Linked DNA regions of Mus musculus: region 2 is linked to region 1. Evidence: chromatin contacts called from ENCODE POLR2A ChIA-PET data. All regions are on one chromosome and are shown on one strand. The core of a region is the stretch at or near the end of the contact, and the rest is flanking DNA. Distances in the headings are between cores, read along the strand shown. Region 1 holds the start of Zfp1 (zinc finger protein 1). Region 2 holds the start of Bcar1 (breast cancer anti-estrogen resistance 1).

What was found. ChIA-PET counts read pairs that join two places held with the same protein, here RNA polymerase II (POLR2A).
Region 2: POLR2A ChIA-PET joins it to region 1 with 10 read pairs in Patski. The contact joins the promoter of Bcar1 here to the promoter of Zfp1 in region 1. POLR2A ChIA-PET finds 5 or more read pairs at or near these places in 2 of 5 experiments (Patski and embryonic stem cell).

The regions. Positions count from the first base shown.
Region 1 is chr8:111,641,564-111,646,433 of GRCm38, reverse strand. It overlaps Zfp1 (zinc finger protein 1), which reads right to left and starts at 2,991. Exons shown (of 4, transcript NM_001037665.2): 1 at 2,822-2,991.
Region 2 is chr8:111,742,010-111,746,875 of GRCm38, reverse strand. It overlaps Bcar1 (breast cancer anti-estrogen resistance 1), which reads left to right and starts at 3,027. Exons shown (of 7, transcript NM_009954.3): 1 at 3,027-3,187. The coding sequence starts at 3,176. It overlaps Gm51589 (a long non-coding RNA gene), which reads right to left. Exons shown (of 3, transcript XR_003947596.1): 1 at 4,709-4,866; 2 at 3,768-4,261.

The sequences.
Region 1 (4,870 bases), core at 1,742-4,241:
ATAAAGAAGAATGAAGTAGGCCAGACAGCGGTGGCGCACTCCTTTAATCCCAGCACTTGGGAGGCAGAGGCAGGCGGATTTCTGAGTTCCAGGCCAGCCTAGTCTACAAAGTGAGTTCCAGGACAACCAGGAGTACACAGAGAAACCCCGTCTCAAAAAAACCAAAAAGAAAAAGAAAAAGAAAAAGAAGTTATGTCATTTGCAGGAAAAGGGATGCAACTGGTTATCGTCAATTAAACAAATTACTCTAAAAAAACCAAAAACATGCTTTCTGATTTGTGGTTCCTAGATTTATAGATGCCTAAAATCATGTATAGAAATGAAACTAGGAAGACAAAGGGACTAGCAGGGGCTAGCAGGGGCTAGCAGGGGAGGATTAGGCAGAGGCGACGGTATAATATGTATTACTGAGTCTGGCAGGGCTGCGTAAGGGGCGGCGTGACAGAGTTCCTGCCCAGGAGCATTACCTGGTTGTGGATACCATGTGCTGATGGTTGCGGTTGCCCTGAAGCTGATCTGCTGTCTTTATTTTACTTTCAATTTCTCTTTCTGGTGAATACGCCTCCCCCATTACTCAGAACTAATCACTTCTTAACAGATGAAACAGAAGCGGTTCACAGGAATGGGGGTGGTCATGGGGCTGCAGGGGACTAGGGACAAACAGGCCTTAAGGCCATGGAAAGATCTAGACAACATAACTACAAAGGCCAGAAAAACCTAGATGGTCCTTACTAAAAAGCACTCATTATGTGACTTATCTTTAAACTTGGAATTGTATGAGGAGATACGTGTACCCTGATCCAATGCCTGCTGCATTAGTTAGCCAGGGTGACCTTGGGGACATCAACGATAGAGAGTTAAAGTGGTCTCAAGAAAAAAAGGCATGGATAGGAAAAGAAGAAGTATTCTGGGGGCTGGAGAGATGGCTCAGTGGTTAAGAGCACTGACTGCTCTTCCGAAGGTCCTGAGTTCAAATCCCAGCAACCACATGGTGGCTCACAACCATCTGTAATGAAATCTGACTCCCTCATTAAGACAGCTACAGTGTACTTTCATATAATAAATAAATAAATCTTTTAAAAAAAAAGGAATCTGTAAAAAAACAAGCAAATGACAGGTGGGCTTATCTTATAGGAGGAAAACGTGTGTATGATGCAGAAACAGATAGTATTAGAAGGAGAGTGTAGTTTAACGGGAAAGTACAGCAGGCTAGTGAACTAACGTTTATGGAGAGATTGTCAATCTTGGACCTGAGGCTATGGAATTGTTAAGATATGGAAACAAAGATTAGAGAATTAAAAGATGATATGCATATAAAAAGTTAGTCCTTCATTCTCCTTGCTACTGGAGGGACTGGAGAGATCAATGCCTAGAGAGAGATCAGACAGAGCCACCTGCTTTACTTGCGAAAATGTTAAAACTTTGTAAAGATTTATTTAATATATGTAAGTACACTGTCACTGTCTTCAGACACACCAGAAGAAGGCATCAGATCCCACTACAGACGGTTGTGAGCCACCATGTGGTTGTTGGGATTTGAACTCAGGACCTTCAGAAGAGCAGTCAGTGCTTTTACCCCACTGAGCCATCTCTCCAGCCCAGTAAGAGATTTTTTTTTTTTTTTTTTTTTTTTTTTTTTTTTTTTTTTTTTTTTTTGGAGACAGTGTTTCTCTGTGTAGCCCTGGCTGTCCTGGAACTCACTTTGTAGAAATCCGCCTGCCTCTGCCTCCCAAGTGCTGGGATTAAAGGCGTGCGCCACCATGCCCGGCAAGAAATCATTTTAACCTCAGTAGTCTGTCACTTTTCTGTTCTTATAGCCACTTTAATGACTGTCTGCTGTGCCAGGAAACCGCAAAAGCTATGCCCAGCTGCCGTGAAGAACAGACTGTGTTCAAACAATAAGAAACCACAAGAACTGTGCCCTGCTGCCCGTGAAGAGAACACTGTGTTTAAGAGATAAGGAAATGTACTTTTGCTTAGCTTTCATTTCAAAGAAACGGGGGTTGGAGGTTCGGGATTACTGGAATTTATGTAACCATGGATTTTTTTTTTTAGAAAATGATTAACAGCGGTAAAAAGATTTAATGAATAAATCTTTAGTAAATAAAAGACTGGGTTCAGTTTCTGACAAGAGAACACATGAACTGACAGCTTGTATCCACTACTGACTCATATATTATTCAGTCAGCACCACTCCCACTCACCCCTTTCTCAGGACCATCCTCACCTCAAGCTGAGGCTGGACCTCGGCAACATACTTATATGAAAACTTTTACCCAAGCTAAACAGAAAAGTCAATATTAGAAAAAAAGAAAAGCCAATGTTAGGAAAAAAAAAAAGAAAAAGAAAAATCTGTTATACTGACGCTCAAACCGGAAGTAACGGGATAGACGTGATAATTCCGTGACAATATAACTGGAAACACCAGACACCAGGAACAAGGAGGTTCCAGGAGCCCGCAAAGCCACCGTGGGGGCGTGGCTAGCACCGTGAGCCCCGCCCCCACACCCTCGTGGAGGGTCAAGCGCGCGCCCGCCCGCCAGGCTTCCAGACTCGCCCCCGCGCGGCCTGAGCCCCGCGACGGCCAGCAGTGGCGCGTCTCCCCCCAAAGGGAGGCTGAGCCCGGGAGCTGCCCGTCCTCCTCCGACCCCACACACGCCGACCGCGAACAGCCCATAGGGACCGACTCTCAGAAGAGCTCGAGGCCCGACCCTACGCCCAGGGGTCGCCGCGGCCCGCAAGGCGTCGAAGTTGAGACTCCCACTCCGGCGCAGACGCGACCTTCCTCCCGGGCCCGCGCATCCCGGCCTTGCAGACATACCTGGAGGGGTCTAGCCTCCACTCGCGGTTCCGGGTCACGAGGCTCGCGGAGAAGGGGGCTCTTGTCACCCACTCGCGACTGCAGGTGGGGGAAGGGCGAGCGCTAGCGCTTTTGCGCAAGCGTGCACCTTGTGGAGCGAGCGGCCGTTCCCAGAGTCCTCGGAGCTGTGACGCTGAGGTGTAGGACTACAATTCCCATAATGCCTCTGAGCCGCGCTGCTAGGAACTCTGGGAAACGTACGCATTATTAGTTGGGTAGGGACCGTTTTTTCCAAGTTAACAGTCTGGTTTGTGTTACGGTCCCTTTCATCTTCCTGTGCTGTTAAAAACCCGGATTTGGAGTAACTGATTAAAACTTTCAACAACAAAATATGTGCGTTAAAGCAAATCTCAACCGCACTGGAAGCACACACCTTTCTGGGTGTGGTAGTGCACGCCTTTAATTCAAGCTAGTGAGAAGTAGAAGCAAGCAGAGATCCCTGGGAGTTGGAAGACTTAGAAAGTCTCAGTCCAGTCAAGGCTACAAAGTGAGATCCCCGTGTTACACCCACCCAGACACACACATTACCACTACCACCATTTTCCTTAACCTCTCGGCTCTACAGTTACTTTTGGAAGCACTGGCACAAATAACCCCATGTTTGTTGGTTTGAGACAGGGTCTTGTCAAGCCTAGGCTGGCTTCAAACTAATGATCTTCCTGTTTCAGCTCCCTGCTTACTGGGTTCTGGAGAGGGGAGGAAGCTAAGTAAACTCACTTCAGATACAAAAGCTTCAAAATGAAAGCTTCATTTTCTGTATGGGGCAGCCAGTTCTGGATCTGAACCTCGTCCCCCAAGGGAGACTGCACTGCAGGATGGGAACACAAAGGGGGGCGGGGAGGGGCTGTTGCAGTGACTAATCATATTTTGACACAAGGAGTTAAGGAAGTTTAACATTGGTGGTTGTGCCTTATCCTGGTTTCAATGTCCTGAGTCAGCTTTTGCAGTCAAGTCCCCTCCTGGACTCTGACCTGGCATTTAGAATGATAAGGGAACTGCACGTAGTCCGTTAAATCACGACAGGAAATAAATACACTTACTATTTGCATGCCTTAGTTAGATAATGGGATAATGGCAAAACCCCCTTTTTATATCCATTACTGGTTAACACACAGACATGAAACACCTGAAGAAGCAGGATAGGAGTTGATTCTGGGATCTGGGAACATGAACTCAGTTTTGGCCCTGCCAGCAAGATGGAACTTGTTTCTGAGATGGTTAGACTCATGAAATGTCTCCTAACAGGCGAACGGTACCATGCTCAGTATGATTTTATTTCTGTTTTGACCGTGATTATGAACACTGCATAGCTGCATGCATATGGTGCACATCCATACATATAATAGTCAAAACACTCATGCACATAAAATCGTAAAAATTTGTTGTTGATGATAATTTTAACTTTGCATAAAATATACACAAAACTATTTCTGAGGCATGGGGGGGTCAGGAAGGAAAGGAACGGGGATAGAATTGATCCCAGTGCTCAGAAGTAGAGCAGCAGGAGTAGGTGAAGGCTGATCTGGGCTATGGGAGACTGCCCCTCACATAGAGGGGGAGTAATCTCTAATCTCTCTAATCTCAGCACTTGGGAGACTGAGGCAGGGTCACTGCTATGAGTGTGATACCAACCTGGGCTGCTACACAGTGAGTTCTAGGCTAGCCTGGGATAGAGAGTTGAAGACCAATCTCAAAACTAGAGCTGGAGCCTGCTGTGGTGTGCTCAATTTTAATCCCAGCACTCAGGAGGCAGACACCATTGAATCTCTGTGAATTTGATGCCGTCTTAGATTGCATAGTGAGTTCCAGTACAGCCAGGGCCATGTAGATTCTTCTTAAAAAAAAAAAAAAAAAAAAAGCACCACCACCAGCAAAAGCAGGGCTGGAAGGTGGTTCAGAGGATGACGGTGCTTGCCAACAAGCCTGACGCCTTGAGTAGCAGCCCTGATCCTCCACATGGTGGAAGAAGAGAACCATTTCCCACAAGTGATCCTCTAACTTCCACATGCA
Region 2 (4,866 bases), core at 1,778-4,277, 100 kb before region 1:
CATGAGAAAAATGTCACGTGAATACGGAAGCAGGAAGCAGGGGGTGGGGGTGGGGGTGTCTACAAACTCCCTGACCCGATACACCTCAAAAATGTCAAGGTTATCAAAACAAGAAATGTCCAAAAAAGGGGGAGGGGGGACTTGTCCCAGCTTGGAGGACTTACAAAACATGACAAGTAAGTCTGATGCGAGGTGCTGGATAGGGCTCTAAAACAGAAAAAGACATTGGGGCAAAATAAGATCTGATTAAAGTGTGGACACTGGTTAATTATAATATGCAATACAGGTTCACTAATGGTGACAAAGGTACCATGCTAAAGTAAAATTGTCACACTGCATTTGAAAAGACTCAATGGCAAGACTCAATGCATTCTCTTGGACCAGAGGCTTCTTTGGATCACGGAGGTTCCTGACTAAGGAAAGTAGCGGGAGAAAGAAGCTACCTCCCCGGGCCCTCAGTCCCCTAGTGATGTGGCAAGGTCCAGGGAACACAAGTCTGGACAGCTGGGTATGTTACATCCTCCCTGTGGTCCAGAGGGAGTGCCCTCCACTGAGGGTCCTGGGCAGCTCTCAAGGACCCTCTAGTATGGCGCCTTCGTCAGGCAGCCCAGCTGCTTCTGGTCTGGACATCCCCACAGGCTAGTCTCTGAAGAACTCGGTGAGTCATTGTGGAATAATTTGTCTGCAAGGCTTAGCGAGGGAAGAGCAGCTCCGGCCTCTAGGGATACAGGATAGTCAGATCCCCGAGGGAGCCTCCTCTAGTTGCTTCACACCCTATACCCAAATCCCTGATCTCTGCCAGAAGCAAAGATCTACCAGGGATCTGCCTTTTCCCTGTTTGTGCGCGACACGCTGGAGGACTAGCTGGCTTCCAAAGCCAGACCCCACATGCACTATCCTCTGAGACCCCATTTCTCTGTACCCAGAGTGTGGAAGGCATATTTTACCTACTGCTCACTCATCGTCTTCTAGCCTGGACACCTAGAATAAACAGAAGCTAAAGTCCTGCGCTTTTCCCAGCCAGAGGAAATGAAAAGGGAGGAGGAGCCTGACTTGGAGGGGCGGGGCTCCGGGACCTCCGGCGCGTGTGGCCTAGAGCCCAGGCGCCAGGCTGAACTGCTGTTCTCAGCTCAGAATCCCGGGTGCCAGCTGGGCGCGGGCGGGTGGGCACGGGTAGGGCCATGTGCCAGACACACACAGAATGCCCTTTGAGGAGATGGCAGCTGTCGGCCCAGGCACCCCTCTGGTTGTTGTGGCCTTGTCTGCCCTCTCCTAGCAATACCTTGAGAACATGTATTCAAGAGGTACAGGGGCAACCCTGTTCAAAGTATCGAAGACCCCCTCATCAGTCCTGGAATCAAGACCTGGCTCTGGTGGCTGTCCTGATGTCCCTCTTTCTCAAATATCTTCCCTCATTGTTGAGTTCCTTCTCAGAATCTACCAGAGGGTTGAGGGGACTAAGGTTGCCCCCAAGACCTCAGGAGAAAAAAGTTGGGGGATCAGAGGCCACCCCTGAGCCTCTGAGGAAGTTAGAGACCCACCCTCACTCCATCTCCAGTCACCCGGCCCTCCAACCACTGTACATCTGGAAGACAAAAAAAAAAAAAAAAAAAAAAAAAAAGCTTGTCCCTGGGACGGAGCGCATCCTCTGCTCTCGCAGAAGAGCCAGGTTTGGTTTCCAGTACCCACATGGCTGCTGATAATTTCCATAACTCCAGTTCCAGGGGATCCCATGCTGTCTTCTGACCGCTGAGGGCAGCAGGCAGGTACATGGTATGCACACATGGATGCACAAACACTCACACACGCAAAATAAAATAAACCAGGCGAGGAGGACGGGGAAAAGGAGGGGGGAGTAGGAAGAAGAGGAGGAAAAAATGGAGGAGGAGGAAAGGAAGGTGGTGGTGGGGGTGGTGGTAGAGAAGGAGGAGAAGGAGGAGGAGGAGGGGGAAGAGGAGGAAGAGGAGGAGGAGGAGGAGGAGGCAGCAGCTTCGGGTCACAGCAGCCTTGTCCCCAAGTACTATATACTAGCTAGCTGAAGCTCTCGCCCTCTCGAGGTCCTCTCAGGAGGGAAGGCTGCTGCCAATCAGCTTTTCGGAACAGGTTCCCTTAGGAAAGCAGTAGGCTCCTAGACAAAGCAAAGCCATAGAATCCATCTCCCACTTGATGTAGGTTTGCACTCTCCTTCTCAGGCCGTGGCAGCCATTAATTACCCTGGGTCTGGCCTTACCCAGGAAGAGGTCCCATGGAGCAGTGACAGGTTATATGTGGTTGGGCAGCAGGACAGACCCCTGGGTCTTATGCCCTTGGTAGCTGATGGAGCTCAGAGCCTCAGTGTACTGAGAGGGAAGGTGAAAGAAGCGAGGGCGTGGCAGTCGGAAGACCGTGTGCCCACTGCTTGCAGGTGCATGTTTGGGCATCATACCAAGTGTGAAACAGCTGAAGAAATTAGGGGTGATTAACATGGAAGAAAGGAAGACCTGAAGGCCTGCTTGTCTTCCAGCCTTGGGCAGGAGGGCCCATTATGGGTCCCTCCCTAAAAGCCACTCTAGATTTTATTTTCAGGGGGATCCAGTGTTAATCAGGCTGCTTCCTGGGGGTCTGGGGCTCCCTGGGGGGATGGAGTGGGCTTTGGCGGAGACCTAAGCTCATTCTCAGCTGGGCTCGGAGGGCAGAGGAATTCTGGTGTAGTGCTAGGCTGATCTAAGATCGCCTTCAGCCAGTCTAAACTGCTCCCAAAGTAGGGTTGTAGGAGCCTTGGGACCCGCACTGAGGGACGTGATGTGAGGGGGTGGGGGTTCTGGATTCCAGAACCGGGTGGGCGGACCGGATGGGATTGTCTAATAATAAGTCTGGAGGTAGCCTTTGGAAGGACGTGCAAGGTGTGGGAACCCAGCCTCCTCGACCAGTTGTGCCGACAGAAAAAATCCCGGGGTCCCGGGTCCTTGCCTTTAACGCGGCCCGCGGCGGAGCAGGCGGGAGGGGGAGGGGCGGTGCGGGCAGCGCATGCGCGGCGCGGGGGGAGCGGCCGGACTGTCCGGTGGCGGCGGAAAGCAGCCGGCAGGACAGCGGAGAACGCCGGGACCCCGCGCCGGGGGCTGTGAGCGGCGCGGGCCCACCGAGCCCGAGCTAGCCCGCGCCGCTGCTGCAGGGCTCCGGGGGGGCGGCGGCCAAGATGACCGTGCCGGTGAGTGCTGACCGCCTGAGAACCCCGCGCCCCCTACCGCAGGCCTGGGCCATCGGGGGTCGCCGGAGGTTCTTTTCAGGCCGAGGTGGGGGTCAGGGTGGGGGCGCTGCCCCAGAGCCGGCTTCTCAGACCCGGCTTTTCCAGCCTCTTCCAGGACAGCGGACTAGGACGGGGGGGGGGGCGTACTGGCCCCGCGGGGAGCACCCCGGCACGGCTGGGTTGGGCAGGGGGTGTTTGGGAGCCTCTTGAGAGCCTCTGGGACTAGTGGGCCCGGTGGGGTCCGTGCTTTTTCCCTATCTCCTACCAGAGTGGTCAGGCCTACGGAGAAGAGGGCTCTGTCACTCCTTAGAAGCCCATGGCCAGGTCAGCTGCGCCGAATGAAGGGTGGGAAGGTCTCTACTGTTCCCCAGAAAACTCCCTAGGAGGGCTGCCCTATTGTGCTGTCGGGTCTCTACCCGGATGGCCAGGAGTGGGGCGGGGTCTGTTTTGTCCCCGGAGACACCCTTACCCCAGAATGGTTGGCTTGGCTGGCTGTTGGAAAATAGCGTACCTCCCCCCTACCTCTGGTTTGTACACTCACTTTGTGGGAAGTTTTGTTGGTCCATTGAACCCCAGGACCTTCCGACTAGCAGCTCCTTTCTGTAGGGGCTTCCCCGTTTGCTTGACATCCCATCCCGGTCCTCTGTCTTCCTGATCCACCAGGCAGACTTGAGCAGCCCTTGGGCCAGTCCTTAACACTTGGGTCTCCTCCTGAGGTCTCCATTGATTATTCTATGGACTCAGGTACAGGCATTAACCCACTTTACAGATGGACAAACAGAGGTGTGAAACCACACCTTCATCCTGTCAGCCCTGGAGTAATGGCCTACAGCCACCGTTTCTCTGCTGACTCAAGCATTTTTCCCGATGACAGGAAGGGGCAATGGACCAGAGCCATGCCTAGCCTGGCCTGGCCTTATGCTGGAACTGCTCTTCATCCACTCAGGGGACTGGGTTCTCTCCGTGATGCAGACAGTCAAGCGTCCTGGCAGGGCAAGTGGCCTCTTAATTAACCACCGTAGGGTACAGAGATTCCTGGAGAAGAGAGGGTTCTGTAAGCGCAAAGCATTGTTATTACAGAATTAGAGAGCTCAGCTCCTGCCCGCCCCTAGAAGCGGTAATGCTGAGTTACAGATGAAAAAATTAGGGCTTCCAGGCAGTGCTAATGGGAGCCCCCCACCCCCATCTCTTCTGGTTCAAAGCATAATTGTCTCATCTCTAGGAAGAGAGAGCAAGCCTGCCAAGCCTCTCTCCTCTGTTGTGCTCTTGCTGTTCTGCAGAGCTCAGAGTTTTCTCTGGCTTGGGGCATAGGGCACCAGCCAGCTCCGCCCCTGTGGACACTGGTCAGAAAAACAAGGCAGACCTGCTGAGTGTGCTGGAGGGCCAGGGTCCCCAAGGCAGTAATGACCATGGAGTACCCCTCTGGACAGGCCTCTGATTAGGAGGGCCAAGATTGGTTTAGTAGTCCATGCAGGCCCTTACCTCACAAGATTTCAGGTCATGGCTCTCTGCTCTGTGCCGCAGTGGCACCGTCTGTAACTAGAGAGGATAAGGGGGTTTGGTGAAACTTGCACAGATAAGAATCACTGTGAAGAAGTGAAGGTCTGTCCCCACCAAGATCCACTCCGTCTGATGTATCT